Regions from separate parts of the Homo sapiens genome. Here region 2 is linked to region 1. The links are chromatin loops, found by intact Hi-C in ENCODE. Cell type or tissue: gastrocnemius medialis. All regions are shown on one strand. Links, peaks and the distances in the headings refer to the core of each region. The heading gives the core; the rest is flanking DNA. Region 1 has its middle 150 kb from the start of MIR4290. Region 2 has its middle 65 kb from the start of MIR4290HG.

Region 1 (11,318 bases), core at 1,762-9,761:
CAGAGGTGGCCAGCTTCCAGGCCTTGCTCAGCCAACAGCCACATCTCAGGTCCCTATCCCCCAGCCCCTGCCTATAGCAGCCCCTGTGTGCTGGGGCCTGGACCCCCAGGAAAACCCCGTGAGACCCTCAGCCCCATCCCTGTGCTTTGGGGCATGCCTCTGAACACCTGGAGCCAGGCTTCTCACACTTTCCTGAACACCAAGTCACCCCTGGACCCTGTGGAAATGCAAGTATTGACTCAGAGGGTCTGGGGCAGGCTGGAGCCTGTGGTTTTAACCAGCTCTTGGGTACTGCCATCGCTCTGGTGCAGGGACTGCACTCTGCGTAGGGAGTGTCTGGAAGGCCTGGCGAGCCATCACGTCCCTGCTAAACAATGATAAACACATACACTTATACCTGCAGGAGCAAGCCCATGCATACAGGAGCACGTGTGCACCCCCGTGCAATATTTAAAGAGCCATGAAGCAGATAGCACCATGAGAAAGACTCCCTGGGCCACAAATGTGCCGGCTCGCACCCCTGAAGTCCTGAGGAATTTTCTCATCACATGACCCGCCCCACACCCTGACTTTCTGGGTTCTCACTGCATCTGGAGGTCTGCTGGGGTCAGCTGAGGCTTCCCCTTGGTTTGGAGGCCACGTGGGAACTGTCCTGCCCAGGCCCCGGAACTTTCCAGGCAGCACCTCCTGCTCCCCTCACAGTTCCCCCAGGCTATTTTTAGGATCCTATTTTTGCCCTGTTTGAAGTTCATGCTGACTTCACCACCTAATTAGAAAGGGCAGCTCCCTGGAATTATCTGTCCCACATTCTACTCTGTGTACTGTACAGAGCAGAGGTGATCAGATGTCCCCCAGTTGGGGTCAGGTGCCCGGCGTCTGTCCCTCTTTGCCCGGGTGGAGTGTTTTGGAGCCCACCCCAGTGGCCAGGCCTGAGGCAGGACCTGGTTCTCAGTTTCTCCTGCCCGCCTGCGCTGACCCAGCCTGCCTGCACTTGCTCTGGGCATGTGGCTCCTGCAGTGGGTCCCAGACCCACCTGGCTCTATCCACAGCCCAGAGCAAGGTTGCGGGAGGCAGAAGGGGATATGGCTTGTATGGGGCCTGCTCTGGCCAGGTCAACCTGTCAACAGTGCTCTGCACTCCCCAGGGGACGGACTATCACCACAGGGCTTCCACCTGCTGGGCTGGGCTGTCTCTCCCAGCTCTTCTCACTTGGAAGGCTGGGGGCTCACGCTGGAGTCTTGGATTTCTGTCCTGATGCTGCAGGTCTGGGGGCCTGCACTTGAGAGTCTCAAAGTCTTTGGAGGGACGCCAGGCCTCCCTCTCACCACCACAAACCCTGCCAGAGTTCTCTGAGCACCATCAGGCAGTATGAGGGTAGAGGGTGGACTGTGGGCCCAGGGAAGGCTGAGTTCCCCTCTCTTATTTGTCATTTTCCATGTAATGACAGCAGGTTACTAATTCCTAGAAAGCTCAGTTTCCCAAGGTTAACCTTACCCATCTCATGGGGATGGTGTGATCATTGAATAAGTTAATGCTCATAAAGCCTCAGGCATAAAGTAGACTAGTAAAAAAGGTTATTTCTTCTCCAGCCCATCGCTGTCGGGAGGTCTGACTGTCGTGGATGTGGCATCATGGGTCGGGCTGAAGACCTGCCAGTGTGCTCTCTGGAGCCCCGTCCTGACTCCTCGGGGCAGTGCTGAGCCAAGCATGGGCCCCAAGGACCTTGTCTCTCCCAGCTCACCTGTGCCCTGGGCCACCCTTGGACAGGTCCAGCCTCCGTTTCCATCTGTGAAATGGGTTCTCTGAGTGCTGCACTCAGAGAAATGGGTTCTCTGAGCACTCAGTTCTCTGAGTGCTGCTCAGAGGCCCCTTGAGGTAGTAAATTAAGCAAGTGTCCGGAGAATTCTGGGGGACCTGGAGACCCCGCACCCTCATGAAAGCTCATGAGGTCCAATCCCCCTTTCAAGGTATGAGCACAGCTCTTTCCAAATACAAGGAGATTCTTCCCAAAGTGGGTTAACCGGGGCACCCCACTGAACTGGAAATAAACTCTACCGATTGGGCTGAAAGCTGCCCAGAGGTGCCCAGTTTGGGAGGATCTCATCCACACGGGGGACGGCTCCATTCAGCATGGCCTCCTCTGGACTTTCCATGGCCGCTGTCACCGTTTCTGTGAATATGACATTCCCAGCCTGGCACTGGGCTCCTTTCCACCCCGCTGCAAACGTCACGAGAGCCAGGACTGTGCCTCTCACAGGCACATCCCCTGCAGTCCCAGATGCTCAGCAAGCAGTTATTATGAACAGAGTGCACAAAGGACAAGTGTGGCCCAGCCCTCTGTCCACACATAGGGACACAGGCCCTAACTAGTCCTGCTTCCTTCTGCCCAGGTCTCTCAGGAACACTCTACTTCCCTCTGGGAAGCACCTGGTGGAGAGGTCTGGGCGACGGGGCTGGGTGAGCAGCAGCCCTACTGCACATCCTCCTGCTCTGGGCAGACCCTTGAGTGCCTCTTGGATGCTGAAGCAGGCTGCTTACAAAACCAGTGTTAACAAAGGCCCAGCCTGAGGAAGGTGATAGGATCTGCTCCCGCAGTGTGAGCCAGCCCAGGCTGGGCTGTGTTCAGGGCATCCAGGGAGGAGGCCTGAATTCTACAATTAAAACCTAAATGCAGGAACAATCTAAACAACCAGGCTTGGGCATGTCCTGTTTGTTGTGTAAATCCATGAGTCTGGTTTGCATGGCCAAACGCTCCCTGACAGCTGACTGCCAAGTTTCTGTTAGGGCTTAGACGTGACCTCCTTCAACCCCTGCCTTGTTTGGGTTTACTCTGGGGTTGAAGTCTGACGAACATCTAGATGGGGGCCTCCTGGAGTGGCCTGTCACTGTGTCCAGAGGGACATGGGCTTGCCAGCTCCCCGGGCGTCCATGCAGCGGCTCCCCGAGGCCTGGCCAGCTCCTCACCAGCTCCTGCTGAGTGTCTGTGCCCACGGCAACCAAGAAGTCCTGTGTGTGCCCTGCAATGCTGCTTCTTCTTAGAAACTGCAAACAGAGAGAAAAACTGCCTGGCAGCTTCCGCACTGATCTCTTTCTCTGTCCTTTTTCTCTTCACTTTAATTTTTTTTCTCCTACTCTTTTTCTGTCAGAAAGCAGTCAGCAGCCATGTGAGTTACCCCGTGAAGTTCTCCTGCCTTGGTCTGAGAGGCCCTCGGTGCGTGTTTAGGAACTGCAGCCAGCTAGCCTTCTCCTCTTTATTCAAAAGCCTGATTCCTCCTTACTGCATGGCAGACCCCCCCAGCGTGCCAGCTGTGCAGGTCCCAAGGGTGCTGAGGGCAGGAGAAGGCAGCTCTGGCAGCTCACGAGGGCATCCATGCACCGCCCCCATCTGTGGAGCTGAAGTTTAACGTATCCTCTGGGGCCCCCATCACACCTGCTTTTGATGGCAGAAGGGCAGGCACATGCTCAACTCTTATCCTAAAGCCTTCCAGCTGGCTACTTCATCATCTGCAGGAGTCCACAGGACTATGGGGGACAACAGCTCCCCAAGGCCCAGACTCCCCCTTAGTCGAGTGCGGTGGCTCATGCCTGTAAGCTGAGCTACTCAGGAGGCAGAGGTGGGAGGATCACCTGAGGCCAGGAGGGGCAACATGGAGGGAAACTGTCTCTTAAAAAAGAAAGAAGGAGGCTGGGTGCGGTGGCTCATGCCTGTAATCCCAGCACTTTGGGAGGCCGAGGCGGGCAGATCACGAGGTCAGGAGATCAAGACCATCTTGGCTAACATGGTGAAACCCCGTCTCTACTAAAAATACAAAAAAATTAGCCTGGTGTGGTGGCGGGCACCTGTGGTCCCAGCTACTCCGGAGGCTGAGGCAGGAGAATGGCGTGAACCCGGGAGGTGGAGCTTGCAGTGAGCCGAGATTGCGCCACTGCACCTCCAGCCTGGGTGACAGAATGAGACTCCGTCTCAAAAAAAAAGAAAAAAAAAGAAAGAAAGAAAGAAAAAAGTTAAAAAAAGTTTTATAAAAAAGTAAAATTTAAAAAAGACTAAATAAGTAAGTAAATAAATAAAATGGGTGAGCCCCACCCCTCCCAGCTCAGCCCTGTCCCTGGACACATGGGTTTAACTCACAAGGGCCTCCCTCTTCTTCTCGGGGTGCCTCACCCTCTGCAAGGCCCTCCACCATCTCTCTTCTCCACTCCACACCTTCTCAGCTTCTCATCCTGACTTGTCAATTGCTCCATGCCTTTTTTTTTTTTTTTTTTGTGAGACAGAGTCTTGCTCTGTCACCCAGGCTGGAGTGCAGTGGCGCGATCTCGACTCACTGCAAGCTCCGCCTCCCAGGTTCACACCATTCTCCTGCCTCAGCCTCCCGAGTAGCTGGGATTACAGGCACCTGCCACCACGCCCGGCTAATTTTTTGTATTTTTAGTAAAGACAGGGTTTCACCGTGTTAGCCAGGATCATCTCGATCTCCTGACCTCGTGATCCACCCACCTCGGCCTCCCAAAGTGCTGAGATTACAGGTGTGAGCCACTGCGCCCAGCTGCTCCATGCCATTTTTTAAAAAATTATGTTTTTCCCTTTAAAAATTGCTGCAAAGGGCTTCAGATCCACGTGCATAAGAAAGGACATAGAGCGAAGAAGGAAGGCCACCATCTGTGGTCTGGCTACATCCTGAAGTCAATCAGGCTTGTGCAGGTCCAAACTGGCTGCTTAGGACAAGCTCAGGTATCCTAAGGGCCAGAGAATCTGCTCCTTTTCCCCACGAGCATGGACGTACCCAGAAAGTGGTGCAGGATAGGTTGGCTCCAGAGGGGAGGAGGCCATCCCAGCAGGCTGAGGATGGTGTGCAGGGTCTGGAAGGTGTGACACTCCCTCATCCCCCCCGGGGATCAGCTCAGTCCCCCATCCCACCCCACTCTTGCCCTGTGCTTGTGAAGATCCTCTGCCTCATCACACAACTTTCTTTGTCCTATTTCTCCCCTTGTCAGGTGGCCAAGAACATGGTGTACAGTTCAGAGAGCCTCTCAATATGTTGCTTTAAAGTTGAAGACGGGGCCAGCCCAGGGTATCAGCAGCCTTGGCCCCTGCTCCATGCACCATTGCAGGCTGGAGCTATGGCGTTTCCCAAAAACCACCTGGACTTCTTACACATAGAAACAGGGTGACCTCCTAGATGGGTAGACATGCTGCCCTCCAGCTGAGGGTTGGGGTGATGGGATGGGCTGAACTCTGTTCCCCCAAATTCATATGTTGGCGTTGAACCCAGGACCTCAGAATGTGAGTGTATTTGGAGACAGGGCCATTAAAGAGGTAAGGTAAAATAAAGTTATTGCGGTGGGCCCTGATTCAATAGGACTGGTATCCTGGGAAGAAGAGATTAGATACACACAGAGGGATGACCATGTGAGCGTGCAGGGAGAAGACACCATCGGCAAGGCGAGGAGAGGCCTCAGAAGGAACCAGTCCTGCTGACAGCCTCGTCTTAGACGTTCAGTCTCCAGAGATGTGAGACGATACAGTTCTGCTGTTTGAGCTGCCAGATCTGTGGCACGTTATTACCACGGCCTGAGCTGACCCACACAGATGGTTCTCTCGGTCAAACTGTCTCCCCGTTTGCCTTCTGTGCATACTGGCAGGTGAGTGAATGAGCAGAAAGCTTCATTTCCTCCCCAGGCCTGAGCAGGCAGCAGCTGCTTTCCAGGGAGAAGCGCCCCACCTCGCCTCCCAACCCCACACCTGAGGCTGGCCTTGTTATATTTGCCACCAAGATTCCTCAGGGAGCACATCTCTTCATGGACTCCAGGCCCCCAGTCTCAGGACCCAACTCAGCATCCCGCCCACATTGTTGATCTGTCTATTCCTTCCTAAAGCATCAATTATTTTGGAAGGAGCCCAAGAAAATTTCCAATGAGTGTGCATGACAAGGGGATGAAGGAAAAGCACCCTCCTTCGGCCATTTCTGCAGGTCCTGGCTCTGTGCTTTGCAGAAGCGGCCTCGGAGTCCTTGCCAATAGACCTATGCCTAGTGCCCCAAGGGACAAGTGTGTGTCTCTGCCCAGAGAAGGCAGGGAGAAGGAGGAGGCTGGTTCTGCTCCAGCTTGAGGTGGACCTGGGTTTGGGACTGTCATGGGACCAGGGAGGTGACCTTGTATTCAAAAGTTATCACATCCATAACCCAAATGAACTTTCACCTTCTATTTTTCTGCTAAGTCGTAGTTAAAACAAGGAATATGATCTCCACAGGGTTGTGTGTCCACAGCAGTGAAGGAATCGGGGTTTGAGGAATTATTTGGAGATTGTTACCACTTTAGAATGGCCAGCCTGGGCTTCTAAGAGGAAGAGTCAGCTTTCCTTCTGGCTGTGCATGTACATACTAAGTGCATCCTGAAACCCAATGATTAAGTAATATAGTGAACAGAAGTGGTGATTCGGGGAGGGAGAGGGCCACCAGGAGAACAAAGTGGGGCAGCTGGGAGGATGACAGTCGGGAAAGAGGTGGCTGTGTGGGTGGATCTCTTGAGGGCCTCGCTGCATGCTGAGATAGAGTGAGCAGCGGAGGCAGTGGGCACAGAGAACAGCCGAGGGGAGGTGACATAGGAGAGCTGCTTTACAGGATGACTCAGTGGGGACAGAACAGTTCAGCAGACAGGGACACCGTGTACAGAGGCACAGAGCCAAGGGGGCCTGGAGCAGCTGGGAGCCAGCTGGGGCCATGCCTGCTATACCTTGCCACTGGAGCTGCAGAAACTCTGGGGATGTGTCCTTTAGGAGCCAGCTGGGAAGGGCATGGCCATCCGTGGCTGTGACAGCACCCCACTGGCACTGTTTCCACTGTCCACGCAAAGTGGCCGTGGGCTATGATTATTCTGTAAGGCCCAAGACACAGAGCACTAGGAGTTCTGCAGAACAAAATGTGTGGCCACACACAGGTGTGATGGTGCATTCTTAAGTCTCTCAAGTTTTGGGAGCTGATGACACCTTGTGGGGTATGCACACCCACCTCTTCAGGCCTGACTGCCTTCCCTCCTGCCAACAGGCCCAGCACAGCTGTCCAGGGATGCTGCCGGAAGCAGCCGCAGGCCCCTGCAGGCCCATCCTCCGGTCCCTATCCTGCCCTTTCCTTGACATCCCACCTCCTCTCCAGTGGTGGTGATTGGAGCAGCATCAGAATACCCTGGAGGGCTCCGTAAAACACAAATCACTGCCCCCACGCCCCAATTTTCTTATGTAATAGCTTTGGCCGGGGCTGGCACTTGTTTTGTCAACAGGATCCCAGGGGATGTTGATGGTGCTGGTCTGGGGACCATGCTTTTGACAACCACTGCATACAGCAGGACAAGTCATGTGCAAATAGCAAAACAGGCCTCTGCATTCATTTCCTAGGGCTTCTGTAACGAAACATCCCATCCTGGGTGGCTTAAAGCAACAGAAATTTATTCTTTCCGAGTTCTGGAAGGCAGATATCAGAAATCAACATGTGCGTAGGGTGAAGTTCCCTCAATCCACAGCAGAGCAGCAGGGAATCCAGCCCACATGCACAGTTCAGCCTGGGGCAGGGTGGGGCCCATAAGAAAGCTGGCCAATTCTCCTTGCCGTGCAACACTTTGGCCAGGCCTTCCGGCCACTCACATCCAAGCTCTGTCCGCACCCTGGGACACAGCTGCCTCCTGACCACCCAATGAGCGTACAACTGTGCAAGATGTGTCTGAACCGGAAAGGCCTGAGCAGGCCACAGAAGTGGCCAGAGCATTTGTGCAGAGAACTGGGGGGTCCTTTCCTGGAAGGATGGGGTGTGGGCTCCTGGTGGCGAGGGGAACCTGCATGGGGCCTTCTGAAGCATAGGACCCCAGTAGAAGCCACTCTTCCTTCTGTTTAAGGAAAAATGAGAAGCAGCACTCTCCCCCATCTCCACGTGCCAGGCTTCCAGGCCATGATTCTCTTGCTTCTGCCCATGGTGCGGGAGCTCAAGCTCGCCCGTGGGAGCTTGTTGGAGCTCAGATCAGGGTCCTGTCCACAGAGAGTCTGCTTTGGAGGGTGTGGCCTGGGCTGGGGCAGTGTCACATGGCAAGCGGCCCTGGTGATACGTGTGGTCAGCGGGGCACCGTGGAGAAGCAGCTGTGTGGGGCCCCCTGGGAAGTCCTGGTGGGGAGAGTCACCTGGGAGCTCTGACTTCACCTCACCATACTGGGAGTCAGAGACGTGCTCAAAAACATGGCTTCCTGGGAAGGTTTCGAAGCTCATCATCATTCACACGTTGGTGTGAGGAGGCCCAGGTGCAGCGAGCCCCTCTGCACCCTAGAGATGGGTGAGTGTGTTGTACACACATGTGTGCGTGCAGATGTGTGTGCACTCTTTTTAAACAGTGTGCCCACAGTGTGGCTGCGGTCAAGGAGGGAGTTTAAAGTGTAACCCCAACGTGCCATCTTGAACAGAAGAAACCTATCTCACAGCAGAAATTTTTTTGGTGCTATGACCAGTTTCCATGCGCTTGACACAAGGATCATAAAACCGAGGTTTGCAGAGTGCCACTGAACAGGGCTGTGAGGAGGCTGTGAAAGGGATGCGTGTTCCGGCCTGCAGAGCCTGGCATGTGTCTGCTAGAGGAAGGCACTATCTTGGACAGTGAAGGGGACTGTTCAGAGGATGGGAGGGAGTGCTAGGCCACTCCAGCCCTCAATGGACATGTCCAGCTCCGGGACTGCCTAGGTCACCCAGTGACCCTGGGAAGAGAGCCTAGGAATTTATTAATGCACACAACATACCACACACATCACTCACCACACATCACATATACCCCCCCACACACACCACACACCCCATACCACACACACACATAGCACACCACACATAGCACATACCACACACACACACCACACATACCACATACCCCCCACACACGCCACACACCACACATCCCCCCACACACCATATCACACACACAGCACACACACCACACATCACACATACCACATACCACACACATGCCACACACCCCATACCACACACACAGCACACACACCACACACTACACTACCACACATACCACATACCATACACACACACCCCATACCACATACACAGCACACACACACCACACACATATCACACACACGCTACACATAACACACATACCACATACCCACTCCCCTACACACCATACCACAAATACCATATACCATATACACACTACCACTTACATACACATATCACATACAAACACATACCACACATACCACATACACACACCATACATCCCATACCACACATACAGCACACACCACACATACCACACACACACCACACCCCATACCACACACACAGCACTCATATACCACACATACATCACATACCACACACATATCAGATACCACACACACACCACACACCACATATACCACATATTCCATATCACACACACACACCCCACACCCCATACCACATACACAGCACACACATACCATGGACATATCATATACCACATACACTACACCCCACACATACGACACATTCCATACTGCACACACACCACACCCCATACCACACGCACAGCACACACACCTCACACCACATATACCACATACCACACACACACCTTACAGCACATACCACATACACAACTACCACATACATACACATACCACATACAAACACACACCACCCATACCCCACACCACACACACACAGCACACACAGCACACACCACACACACACCACACATACACCATACACACCATATACCACACACACATAACCACACACCACAAACTCCATACCACACACACGGCACACATACCAAACACATACACCCATACCACACATGCACCACACACATACAACATACCACATACACACACACCACACATAACACCCACATACCACACACACACCACACCCCATACCACATGCACAGCACACAGCACACACCACACATACCCCATACCACACACACACAGAGCAGACACACCACACAGCACACACACACCACACATACACCATACACACCATACACCACACACACATAACCACACACTTCAAACTCCATACCACACACACAGCACACACACCACACCACAGATACCACACACATACAACCATACCACACACACACCACACACATACTACATGCCATATATACACACACCACACACCACACATACCACATACCCCCCACACCACACACACACCACACACCCCTTACCACATACCACATATCACATATACACCATATACTACACGTACCACACACCACACCCACATACTACACACCACATATCACATACACACACCACACCCTACACATACCACACACCACACCCACATACCACACACACCACATACTCCATAACACACACAGATCACACACATACTACATACCACATACACACACCACATACCTCATACTACACACACACCACACACACACCACATATCACACACACCACACACACATCACATACCACATACACACACCATGTACATACTACATATCACATGCACACACGCACATATGCCATATACCCCTTATACCACATCCCACACCACACACTCCCCACACACCACACACTGCATACCACAGCACTCACCACACACCACAAACCACACACACCACACATACTACACACACCACACACACATACAACACACCATACCACACATATACCACACTATGCACACACCACAGCATACCACACACACACCAAATACACCACACACGCAGCACACCACATACCCTATACAATGAACACACAATGCACACCCACAGCATACCCCCACACACATCCCACACTGCACACACGCACACCTTCTCACAGGCTCACAGGACACTTTTCTAGAACATGAGGCATTGGAGATGGAGATAACACACAAAAATTCTCTCTGGCGTCTCCTCTGCATATGTGCGGGCAGTGTGAAAAATGTACACTCAGAGACACTTTGGGCCATATGTCTGAACCCACACTGACAGCACACACACTGAGCGGCCATGGGAAATACAGTCTGCACTGCCTGAAGCGCGTGTACATTTTGGTATCCAGTGAGAAACTGCTCATAGCTCAGTCACCTCAATGAATCAATGTACTCAATAAGCAGAGGAAAAGCAAGCAGACGGAAAGATAGTTCTTAAAAAGGAAGTTTGCAGGCCCTGAGCAACATCATAAAAGCAAAGAGAAGCAAAACACCCACAGATGTGGGAAGGGAGTCCTGTCCGTGGGTCTGCTCTCTGCAGCCCAGTGGCTTCCAAGTCTCCCACTGCAAAGCAGGCCCCTGTTGCTCACGGGGGCCTTTCCCCACAGTTGCCCCCCCACAGTGCCTCCCT
Region 2 (11,318 bases), core at 1,288-9,287, 230 kb after region 1:
TGATCTCATCTCTAATTTGAAGCCACAGACCTCCAGACAGCAGCAACCTTTAATCTGACAGTCAGAGAAAGGATTAGAGTGACAGTTTGAAGATGGGTTACTCGTGGTCTTGGTTTTTTTTTCCTTTTGTAGTAGAGCATTGTTGCTTTGAAGATTTATAGGTCAAGAATGTTGTAGAGACAGTCATATGCTGCTATTTGCCTGTAGGTAAAGTAAGAATCAAATTTAGCGGCGTTCAGACATGGCTGATATGCCAGGCTGCCAGAGACAAATATGTGAGTGCTTGCTTAAGTTTGGGGCTTAAGAACCATGTTAGTTTCATTTATTTCTGTAGGTATTTTAGGATTTTCAGTTTTGAGTATCTTAGTCAACTTTTTATGTTGATAGTTAATTGCACATTTCATATATCCAACTAAAAAATGTGGAAATAAGCAGATGATCTTTAAAATATAGTTTTCCCTGTTTATCTCGATAAATTCTTTTTTTTTTTTTTTTTTTTTTTGAGAGTGAGTCTCGCTGTGTCACCCAGGCTGGAGTGCAGTGGCCCGATCTCGGCTCACTGCAAGCTCCGCCTCCCGGGTTCATGCCATTCTCCTGCCTCAGCCTCCTGAGTAGCTGGGACTACAGGCGCCCACCACCACGCCCGGCTAATTCTTCGTATTTTTAGTGGACACGGGGTTTCACTGTATTAGCCAGGATGGTCTCAATCTCCTGACCTCGTGATCCGCCCTCCTGGGCCTGCCTCCCAAAGTACTGGAATTACAGGCATGAGCCACTGCGCAAGGCCAATCCTAACTTTTTAAATGACAGACACATTGTTTGCCCTTTGCTTGTAATACTTTGAATGGTTAATTTGTATATCCCTTATTGATCTTCACTACACCTCAATATGAGTACACTGGACAAGGAGCCATGTTTCCATTTTCAGATAGAATAAGAGAAGTTTGAGAAGCTACCATGTAGCTTTATGAGGCAGGTTATCTGTTTTACAAGATGTCTTCAGAGTTTTTTCTATCTCTAATTTTTAAATAATTTTTACATTTTTTTCTACTGTGATTCTGAATTTAAAAAAATGGAACTAACTTCACACTCTAAATTTGCATTTTTGTCATGCTAAGATATATTCCCCTTCATGTAACTTTTCCTTTAATAGCACAAATTACAGCAACACTAGATGGTATTATTTTGAAATAGTTTAGAGAGGATCTTTGTGATTCTTCAACAATTAAGTCCTGCAGACACATCTCCATCTTTGGAGGCTCCCTATCTTTTACCAAGGGTCAAGTATATGGTGACCTTTTCAAACTGTTCCCTGCTAGGTGTCTGAGTTTGGCTCTGAAAGAAATCATTTCCTTTAAGAGCTCGCTCCAAAGCAAAGCCTTTACACGTGTAACATCTCCTTGGCCACATGCGTCACTCTGCATATAAACAGCCTGATTGGCTGGGGCTGCTTAGATCCATCTGTAGGCCAGTGCTGCCCTCCACAGGACAACCGGTCAACCTTCATGGGCATCAGAATTACCTGAGAAGTTCTGCCAAAAAGACACGCCTGAAGGAGCAGGTGCAGGTCTACCTGGAACCCTGGCCTCTGAATGTCACCAAGTGTCCAGGGATTCTTGAAACTTCTCAGGGGACTTTACTCTGTGGTGTGTTGGGCTGTATGGACTGCTGATGTCTCCTCTGAGAGGATTTACAACCCTGGGCACATAAGAATCACGTGGGAGAACTTTAAAAAGTGACAGTCCCAGACTGCACCCCCAGAGATCCTGATTCTGGAAGTCTGGAGTGGGTGTGGGTCAGGCTAATGAAGCTCCTGGAGGCTTGAAGGCTCTGTTAGGTGTGAGCATCCCAGACTCTGCCTGGGTAATTCTAAACCCTGGTTGCACTTCAGCATCGCACAGGGAGACTTATAGACCACTTGTGTCTCATGTGGTGAGCTGAATAAAGTCCGCGAAGATGTCCACTTCTGCATGCCTGGAGCCTATGAATATGTTACTGCTGTGGTCTAAATATTTGTGTCCCCCCAAAAATTGTAGTTTGAAAACCTAATCACCAGTGTCGTGGTATCAGGAGGTGGGGTCTTTGGGAGGTAATTCAGGCAGACTCTTCCCTCATGAATGGGATGTGTACCATTGTCAGAGAGGCCCCAGAGAGCTGCCTTGCTCCTTCCACCATGTGAAGGTGCAGGAAGAAAGCACAGTCTGTGAACCAGGAAGTGGGTCCTGAGCAGACACCAAACCTCCAGGTACCTTGATTTTGGACTTCCTAGCTTCAAGAACTGTGAGAAATAATTGTGTGTGTGTGTGTGTGTGTGTGTGTGTGTGTGTGTGTGTGTGTAAGACAAAGTCTCGCTCTGTCGCCCAGGCTGGAAAGCAGTAGAGCCATCTCAGCCTACTGCAACCTCCGCCCACATCCCTCCCCACTACCCCCTTTCCCCGCCCCCACCCCAGGTTCAGGCAATTCTCATGCCTCAGTCTCCTGAGTAGCTGGGACTACAGGCCCGTGCCACCATGCCTGGCAAATTTTTGTATTTTTAGTAGAGACGGGGTTTCGCCATGATGGCCAGGCTGGTCTCGAAATCCTGGCCTCAAATGATCCACCCACCTTGGCCTCCCAAAGTGCTGGGATTACAGGCATGAGCCACCGCGCCTGGCTGAAAGTTTGTTTTTTGTAAGCACCCAGCTTATGATCGTTTGTTTTAACAGCCCAAATGGATTAAGACAATTACATGGTAAAAAGAACTTTGCAGATGTGATTTGGTTAAGGATCTTGTGATGGGGAGGTTATCCTGATCACCTGGTGGGTACTAAATAAAATCACAAGGATTGCTTATAAGAGGGAGGCAGGCAGTTAAGAGCCAGAGAAAATGTGAAGATGGAAGCAGAGATCAGAGTCATGTGAGGTCTGAGTCAAGGAATGTAGATGACCTCTAAAAACTGAGAAAAGCAAAGACATTGATTCTCCTCTAGATCCTTCAGAAGTAATGCAGCCTGCCAACACTTTGATTTTAGTCCACTGAAACTAATTTTGAACTTCTGACCTTCAGAACTGCAAGATCATAAATCTGTTATTTTAAACCACTAAGTTTATGGTAATTTGTTACAGTGGCAACAGGAAATGAATACAACTGAGACCTCAGCACAGACCATGTAGACCAGAATCTCTGGTGCTCTTTCCTCCCTGCTTCTCCCGTTAAGAAACATCTTAGTTTATGACAGTCTAGTTTGAGTTAACGCCAAATTAATTTCACAGGTATACAAAAACTTTGCTTCTATGATCTTTGATCCTCCCTCCCACCTTCATGCTGCTATTGTTACAGATTACATCTTTATACATTGTGTGCCCATCACTCAAGATTTAGAATTACTGTTTTATGTAGTGGTCTTTTAAATCAGACAGAAAAAAAGAAAGAAATGGCTGGGTGCGGTGGCTTATGCCTATAATCCCAGCACTTTCGGGGGCCAAGGCGGGTGGATCACCTGAGGCCAGGAGTTCAAGGCCAGCCTGGCTAACATGGCGAAACCCTGTCTCTACTAAAAATACAAAAACTACCTGGGCACACTGGTGTGTGCCTGTAATCCCAGCTACTCAGGAGGCTGAGGCCAGAAGAATCGCTTGAACCCAGGAGGCAGAGGTTGCAGTGAGCCAAGATCACACCACTGCACTCCAGCCTGGGTAACAGAGTAAGATTCCATCTAAAAAAAAAAAAGGAAAAAAGAAAGAAGTTATGAACCAAAAGTACCTTTATACTGTTTTTTACTTTTACCTATGTTGTCACATTAACAGGGCCTTTTATTTGTTAGTGTGGATTTGAGTTACTACCTAATTTCCTTCCATTTCAACATGACGTGTTCCCTTTAGCATTTCTTGGGAGAAGGTCAGCTAGTGACAAATTCTCTCAGCTCACCTTTTCTTTTTAAAATTATAGCATGTCTTAATTTCTCCTTTGAAGGATGGATTTGCTGGATGTAGAATTCGCCATTGACAGATTTTTCTTTCTTTCCACACTTTGAGTATGCCAGCTCACCTCCACAATTATGAGTAGTCAGCCATTAGGCTTACTGAAGTTCCTTTGTGCGTGGGGACTCACCTGTCAGTGAGGTGTGAAATTGCCAGCATTTCTTTATTTCTCACTCTTGAGTTTGCAGGTGGGCCGTGGCAGTTCTACTGAAGTCCGCAGGTGGGAAGGGCAGAGATCTGATTCTCCTGCATTTCCAGGCAGAAGGCACAACCACTCTCTGGGACGCATGGCTCTGATGCGATAAGAGCACACAGAGTGAGCCCAATGCACCATGTGTGTTTGGCTCTTAGCTTGGACAGGCAAATCCACATCCACTCACATTCCAACAAGCCAAAGCAAGTCACCCAGCCCATTGCTTCTGGGACAAGGATGTACATTCCTCCTGGGCGTGGGGGTGCGGGTACCGCAAGGGGAATAAATTTTTCCTGAGCTACGATACAATCTCCCACCAAAAGTCATACAGCCATTTAGTTAACAACTTTTCTTGAATAGTTCAGTTATCATCAATGATCCACATATTGATAAACATGACTTGACAATAATAACAATGTTAGCATTTTACACTATTTTCTAGAAGCTTCACTATGCTTCATTTATTCTCAGAAATTCTCTCTAGGATAAGCTTCATGGGCAGAAAGAAGAATGAATGAAAGCCACGTAAAAAGGACTGTAAAAGCCAGTAAAAAGGGCTGGAATAAATGGGACAAATCATCATCCTTTTCTATACCCTTATTTCATCTGTGTGAACACATTTGCTTGCTGATTTGTAATCAGAACCTGTGGCCAAAGAAAAAACTGTCTGTCATCTTAGCTCCAGAAAGCTACTGTCATCTTACTGCATCCCAGGTGGCTTCTTTTGCAGGATTCCTGGAAGGATGATGTTAGCTCTGCTGTTTCACTGGAAGAGTGACTTCACTGGGCCAGCCCTGTGTCCTTCCCACAAATGTGGTTCAGGATTTCATCCAACATAGCTCTTTACCGTGGTGCTGCCTCTAATTTGGGTTTACCATTACCCCACTGGAAGCCAAGAAATATTTACCCTATTTATATTTAGCACTTGAATCAGAGTGTTATGATATCAAAGTCCATGTAAACTGCTGAACAGAACTTTAAAACAGCATCCTGAATCAGAATGCATGCCCTATTTTGTTGTTGTATGAGTTTGTTTTCATTTATGAAAAGGTGATTTGAAAAAGGACTGCAAATTCCTCCTTCTCTTCTAGGCCTGCTACTGCAGCATCTCTGTTTTCACTGTCTAGATTTTGTGTCTAAACATTCCTTTGTAATTTATAAGATTGTTGAACGTGGGCTCAGATCTTCACTTCTGTGACCTTAGTCCCAGACACTGCTGTCATCCATAAAGGTACTATAAGACCCCCTTACATCACTCTTTTAAGACAGACACCTTCAACTGAAATGCATTGCATGTGACTTCCTCATTTCAATGACTAATTAAATTGTGAGTATATTTATGTAGAATAAAGTGAAAGGTTCTTAATGTAGTTATATTTAATATGTTACTTCTTCATTAAAGAGCTTCCTCTGAGCCAGGCGTGGTGGCTCATGCCTGTAATCCCAGCACTTTGGGAGGCCGAGGTGGGCGGATCACGAGGTCAGGAGATCGAGACCATCTGGCTAACATGGTAAAAACCCATTTCTACTAAAAATACAAAAAATTAGCCAGGCGTGGTGGCAGGCGCCTGTAGTCCCAGCTAATCGGGAGGCTGAGGCAGGAGAATGACGTGAACCTGGGAAGCGGAGCTTGCAGTGAGCCGAGATCGTGCCACTGCACTCCAGCCTGGGCGACAGAGCAAGACTCTGTCTCAAAAAAAAAAAAAAAAAAAAAGAGCTTCCTCTGAGGAAGTTACCTACTTTTGGTAAAGTGGGTATTTTGAGTGGCATAACTAGCATGAGCAGCATATCAGTGCAAATGCAGTAACACTATGAATTAAAAAGGGAATAAGAAAGGTCTTGTGTTTGATCAAATATTTATCTATTAATGTAGAAATTCTCCTTGGAACCCTGGTTGGTGCTATTGCTTTTAACAGTAATGAAAAGAAAGAAGCAAACCTATCAGAGACTCTCCAAATTCCAAGCAACGGTGATCCCAGAAGCCTTGTTCTCTTCCCAGCTTGCTTTTATTCCGTTAAGTGCCTTTGTGGCCAAGTCACAGTCCTGGCAGCTAATGGCATGACTCATGCAGTGAACACACCTGCTCAGGCTGGATTCGAATCAGGAAATATTGGACACTGTCCTTGGAACTATATTTATAGCAAATGGAAGCTGTCAAAACAAAACTGTTTATTAGCAACATAGCATGGGTCTCCTAGAAAACAAATTTAAAAGTAGTGCTCCTCAGGCCTCTGTTTCTCTTGAAGTAAGAATAACTTCATTCTCAACCAACATGACAAAGATTTCCGTGATAGCACTGGCTAGTCTGATACACCATACTTATTTTTTCCAGTTAACATGTTATTTTTTTTCCAGTTAACATGAACATCTCTATACTCAGCCAAGGAGCTGTAATAACAGAGTTCCATTTGACAACAGAGCTGTCAGTGTGAATACCTTTTGCTTTCTTCTTTTCTCATTTCAGACTCTGGGACTTTGTACACAGCCAGGATTTCAGTTACCATGGGATATTTCCAAATTTAATCTCCAGCCAAAGTGTGGATATTTATGCATATTTCATAATTCAGATAGCTTACTAGACATAACCATTTGGTTTTAACACAGATACCTACGTCCAAAACTTAATTTTTTTTTTATTTCTTTAAACTTGCTTCTTTCTCCATAGTCTCTAGTTTGGTTAGAAACAGCACTACCTAATTAAGCAAGACTTTTAGTAATCATCCTTTCTTCCTCTTCCTCCTTGTCGTTCTCATTTCCACGTGCCCACTAGTTGCACTCTTCCATGCAGACACCTCCTAAACCCTTTGGCATTGGTTTCCCTGCCTCTCTTTCCTAGGCCTGCCATTCCACTAGAGGCTACGCTCTCTCTCACTGGACAATTACAACAACCTACTGCAGTGACTCAGCCCTTGGAACATGGACTCTGGGTTGGTTGGTTTGTGTATAAAAAACCCACTCCCAGGAGAGTCTTTGCTTGTCCTTCTTCCAACTGATCTTCTACTCAGGAAAACTGTTATGTGTATATGACTACTTTGCTGATTTTTATTGTTGTTATTGATGATGACCCGTTTTTGCTCAGGCAGGAAGTCCATCTAGGGAAGCCACTGTCTTTGTGAAAACTTCACACTGCAGCATATGGGACCAGGATCCTGGACACAGCAAATGTCAGCCCCAACCCCCATGTCCCCCAGATCTGTATTTCCAGCATAAACACAGGCTGGTTGGAGGAAACAGGCTGCATTTAGACACATCAAAGGAACTTGAATGCCAGAAAGAAAATAGAGTCCTATGGCTATTAGAGAGGGAAGACATCCAAGAAAATTGTCATCAGAGACTGTATCCAGTTGAGCAAACTCGTCTTTCAACTTAGTAAGGGTAATTACTATGCAAGTGTGTGTACTTACCAAGAATAAAATCTCCAGGGACACAGAGGAGACATTCCGGGTCTTTTGCCCTGGCCCCCTATGGCTGTTTGCACTGTGTCTTCTGTGTTAAAATGTACCTGAAATTTGTCTTCAGCAGGTGTGGTAGGGCAAACAACACAGAAATGACTGATATGGAGGAAGAAGTTTTTGCTCATAGTTCCCTAGAAACAGGAAGCACTCTATGCTGGGCCACATGGGGAGGCACAAGGCTTGGCCAGGAGGCAGAGAGGATAGAGGGAAAAACATGGGAAAGTGCTTTTATTGTGGTTTTCAAAGGAAGAAATGGGCAAGGCAGAGTAAGCAGCCTAGAATTTTCTAGTTTAATTCCCATGAACTCTGAGCATAAGGGATGTCTCTAGTTGTCTGCTGCTGGCCCTGGGATGACTAGGGCAGAGGAACATTGCCTCCTGTAGTATAACAGTCAGACAGAGGAGGTGGTATGGAACATGGGCTCTGGGTTCATTGGTTTGTGTATAAAAAGCCCATTCCCAGGAGAGTCTGCTGTCTGTGAGAACTGGCTGGCCCTGGGAGCAGCAGTCTCTCCCCAGTCATGAGCCCCTATCTTAGTCCATTTTGTGTTGCTATAACAGAATACCACACACAGGGGAATTTATAAAGAATAGAATTTCACTTAGCTAATAATTCTGGTGGCTGGGAAGTCCAAGATCGGGCAGCTGCATCTGCTGAGGGCCTTCTTGCTGCATTATCCCATGGTATCCCATGGTGGAAGGGTGGATGGGCAACTGAGCACTTGCAAAAGAGAACCAGGCCAGACTCACTTGATAACAACCACTCTTGACTAACCACTCCAAAGATTAACCATTCATGAGGGCAGAGCCCTCATGACCCAATCACCTCTGATTAGGCCCCATCTCCCAACACTGTTGCATTGTGAATTAAATTTCCAACACATGAGCTTTTGGGGAACACATTCAAACCATAGCAGTTCCCACCTGTCGAAGTATGATAAAGAAGGAAATAAACAACAGCATTTCCAGGTTTATCTTGGGCTGCTCTGACCAACCCCAGAGAATGATCTGTGAACACACTTGCTTTGTTTGCATCTCAGTGGCTCATGTTTTGTAGCAGAATCTGCTCTTGCCCTGCCGAAATTTTTCAGGCATTATTATTTAGAATGCTCCAGTGACTTCTGACTGCCAGTATCTGTGTATTTGGGCCTTTAGGAATTCTCCAAAGCCAAGTCAAAACTACACTGCCCTTCTAATGAAAGGCCAGGTATGACCATCGCCAATGGGCTGCAGTATATGACTGTATAAATACCCCAGCTCCCTCTCCTCTAGGTGTGTGCTCTTCACCATTTCCCAGTTTCCCTGTGAAATTAGGTTCCAAATGCTCACTTTGCTTGCTAACTTTATGCTGTATGTTTTCTCCAGTTGCCCTTCTTTTCTTCAACATTTTCTCATTTACCTCCCTGTGTTCCCTACAGTCCCATATAAACTACTTGCACATCCTTGTACTGGGATCTGCTTCTAGGGGAGTACAAACTCAATCATGCCCTCCTTTCCCTCTGCCTAGAATGTTGCTCCTTTCTTCTTGACCTGAAGAACTGCTAGAGAGCTTTCAAACTGTATCCAAAAGTGTGACATCTTCAGGAAGTCTTATCTGTTACTTGATGCTGGCTTTCCCACTCCTTTGTCTGTATTCTCACAGCATTTTCTGTATACCATCACTTAATATGTTGTGATTTATTAAATACATTTTTCTCCTTTCTAGGACTGGAAGTTCCATGAAGGACAGCGATTGTCTAATTCTTTTCCTTTGCACCCAAAAGAGCCTGGCACATGGTAAGTGATGTATAAATTCTGGGCAAATGACAGAATCTCTAAAATCAAATATACATTTTTTTACACTTTTCGGAGATTCACTTCTGTCTTAAAATCTGCAATAATTTGCCTCTCTCTGCACCTTACTCTGATTATTTTTATTATAAAAAGATATAAGTTTGGGCACCAAGAGACAAAAATCACCATTATATATTTTTAAATATTGTCTCTTTATTGCTCGCAAACATTGCCAGATGATATGCAAATATTGCCTGATTTTTGGTTACAACCCCTGCCAAAAGGTGAGGATTTTCAATTGTCCAATGGCCCCAGGCCCTTGATCTGGCTGTCTTTACTACTTTGGGGATATGCTATGGCTTGAATGCATGTATCACTCCAAAATTCATATGTTGGAACTTAATTCCCAAGGTGACAATATTAATAGGTGGGGCCCTTGGAGGTGATAAGACCCTGAGGGCTCCACCCCTGTGGATGGGATTAGTGCCCTTATAAAACGGCTTGAGAGAGAGTATTTGTCCCTTTTCTTGATCTGTCCTTCCACCAGGGAAGGACACAGCAACTAGACACCATCTTGAAGTAATATCCCTCAGCAGATATCAAACTGCCAGCATCTTGATCTTGGACTTCCCAGCCTCCAGAACTGAGAAATCAATCTATTGTTTATAAATCATCCCATCTAATGTGTTTTTGTTATAACAGCAAGAAGGGACCAAAGGTAGATGACAGAGCCTATGCTAAAAGTCTTAACACTCCAACCTCATTGAGGACTCTAAGAATTGGCTTTATGAAAACATATAAAAGCAAGCAAGCATCATTTCAAGAGAAAGCAGAGCTTCTAGCAAAGAATTTGCAAATATTCCATGTTCTTATCATCTGCTGTTTATACAAGAACCAGACTTTTGATGTTCCTTTTTCATTCCCAGCAGCTGGTCAATGTGCTGAAGAGAAGGAAAGATAGTCTTTCAGGACTATACGGAGAATTTCGTCAAGGGTCATCCAGGAATGAAAGGCTTCCGGCTTCAGGAAAGAATTTTCTATGGTAGTTTCATCACACACTTTTTACTACCAAATCCTCAGATACTCATAAACAGTAAACATTAAAGCTCACTCTATTTTTTTTTATTTTTCTAAAATTAAAAACACTATGCAGTGCCCTTAATTCTCTCCTTGTGTCTGGAGGGACCACTGGTTTACTAGGACTTGAGACTGGGCCACATGTGATGCAATGGCCACAAGGCTGAGACGGGGCTGGGAGAACAGGGATGTGGCCTCCTCTCTGCTGAAGCTGAAATCACACATCAGGCTGAGGATTCTTTGTTTGGGGCCAGGTGCAGGGGTCTCAACTATGCCTAGAAGAGCTCAATGAGAATCTAAATGGCCACCCCAGAACTACACAGGGCTGCTGTGTGGACACACAGGTGTTTCCAGGTGACTTTTACAAGGCTGATACAGACTTGCCTTAGAATGTCAATATTTTAATCCATCCATTTAAAAAGTATAACACATGTCCCATGTTTTTGCCCTTGTTTCATGAGTAACATCTTTTAAAATGCTTGTATCTTAGCTATTTCAAGAAGTCGATTCTGACAGCTCTTTTGCTTCCACAAACAGTAAGTGCTTCTTTCCTTATCTTGGCTGTGTTTGTTGGGCAGGCTGTTAGTATCAGAGTCTTGAGAAAATTCAGATTTGTGTTTTTCAAACCATGTTTTAGGGATCCTTATTCTCTTCTAGAAGCTTCATTTAAAAATTAAATAAAAAGTCTCCATAGCTAAGTGAATTTGGATAATTTCGTATGTACCATGTCAATCTATTGGAGATTCACAAAGTTCTCAATGAAGCAATCTATTTTAACTTCATGGAACTTAACATTTCTCAACCTGTCTAACCATTGCACACTTTTCTTGGTAACATCTACTGACATCACTCAGGGGAGAG

The links. Peaks named below come from ENCODE experiments on the same cell type or tissue, not always from the same donor. Only the 100,000 strongest peaks of a DNase experiment are listed, where the experiment ranks them.
Region 2: a loop joins it to region 1, with 3 times the contacts of the local background. A loop is called at or near these places in 6 of 110 quality-filtered maps.

What each region holds. Positions count from the first base shown.
Region 1 is chr9:89,872,287-89,883,604 of GRCh38, forward strand. No RefSeq gene overlaps it. Among named protein-coding and RNA genes, the nearest start is that of MIR4290, 150 kb to the right of the region's middle. In gastrocnemius medialis, for the core only: no CTCF peak of the experiment used is centred there; DNase peaks (open chromatin) are centred at 2,905, 4,995, 6,635, 7,625 and 3 weaker places; H3K27ac peaks cover 5,805 bases.
Region 2 is chr9:90,101,016-90,112,333 of GRCh38, forward strand. No RefSeq gene overlaps it. Among named protein-coding and RNA genes, the nearest start is that of MIR4290HG, 65 kb to the left of the region's middle. In gastrocnemius medialis, for the core only: a CTCF peak has its summit at 1,493 (motif pointing left); DNase peaks (open chromatin) are centred at 1,466, 4,952, 6,206 and 7,026; H3K27ac peaks cover 4,277 bases.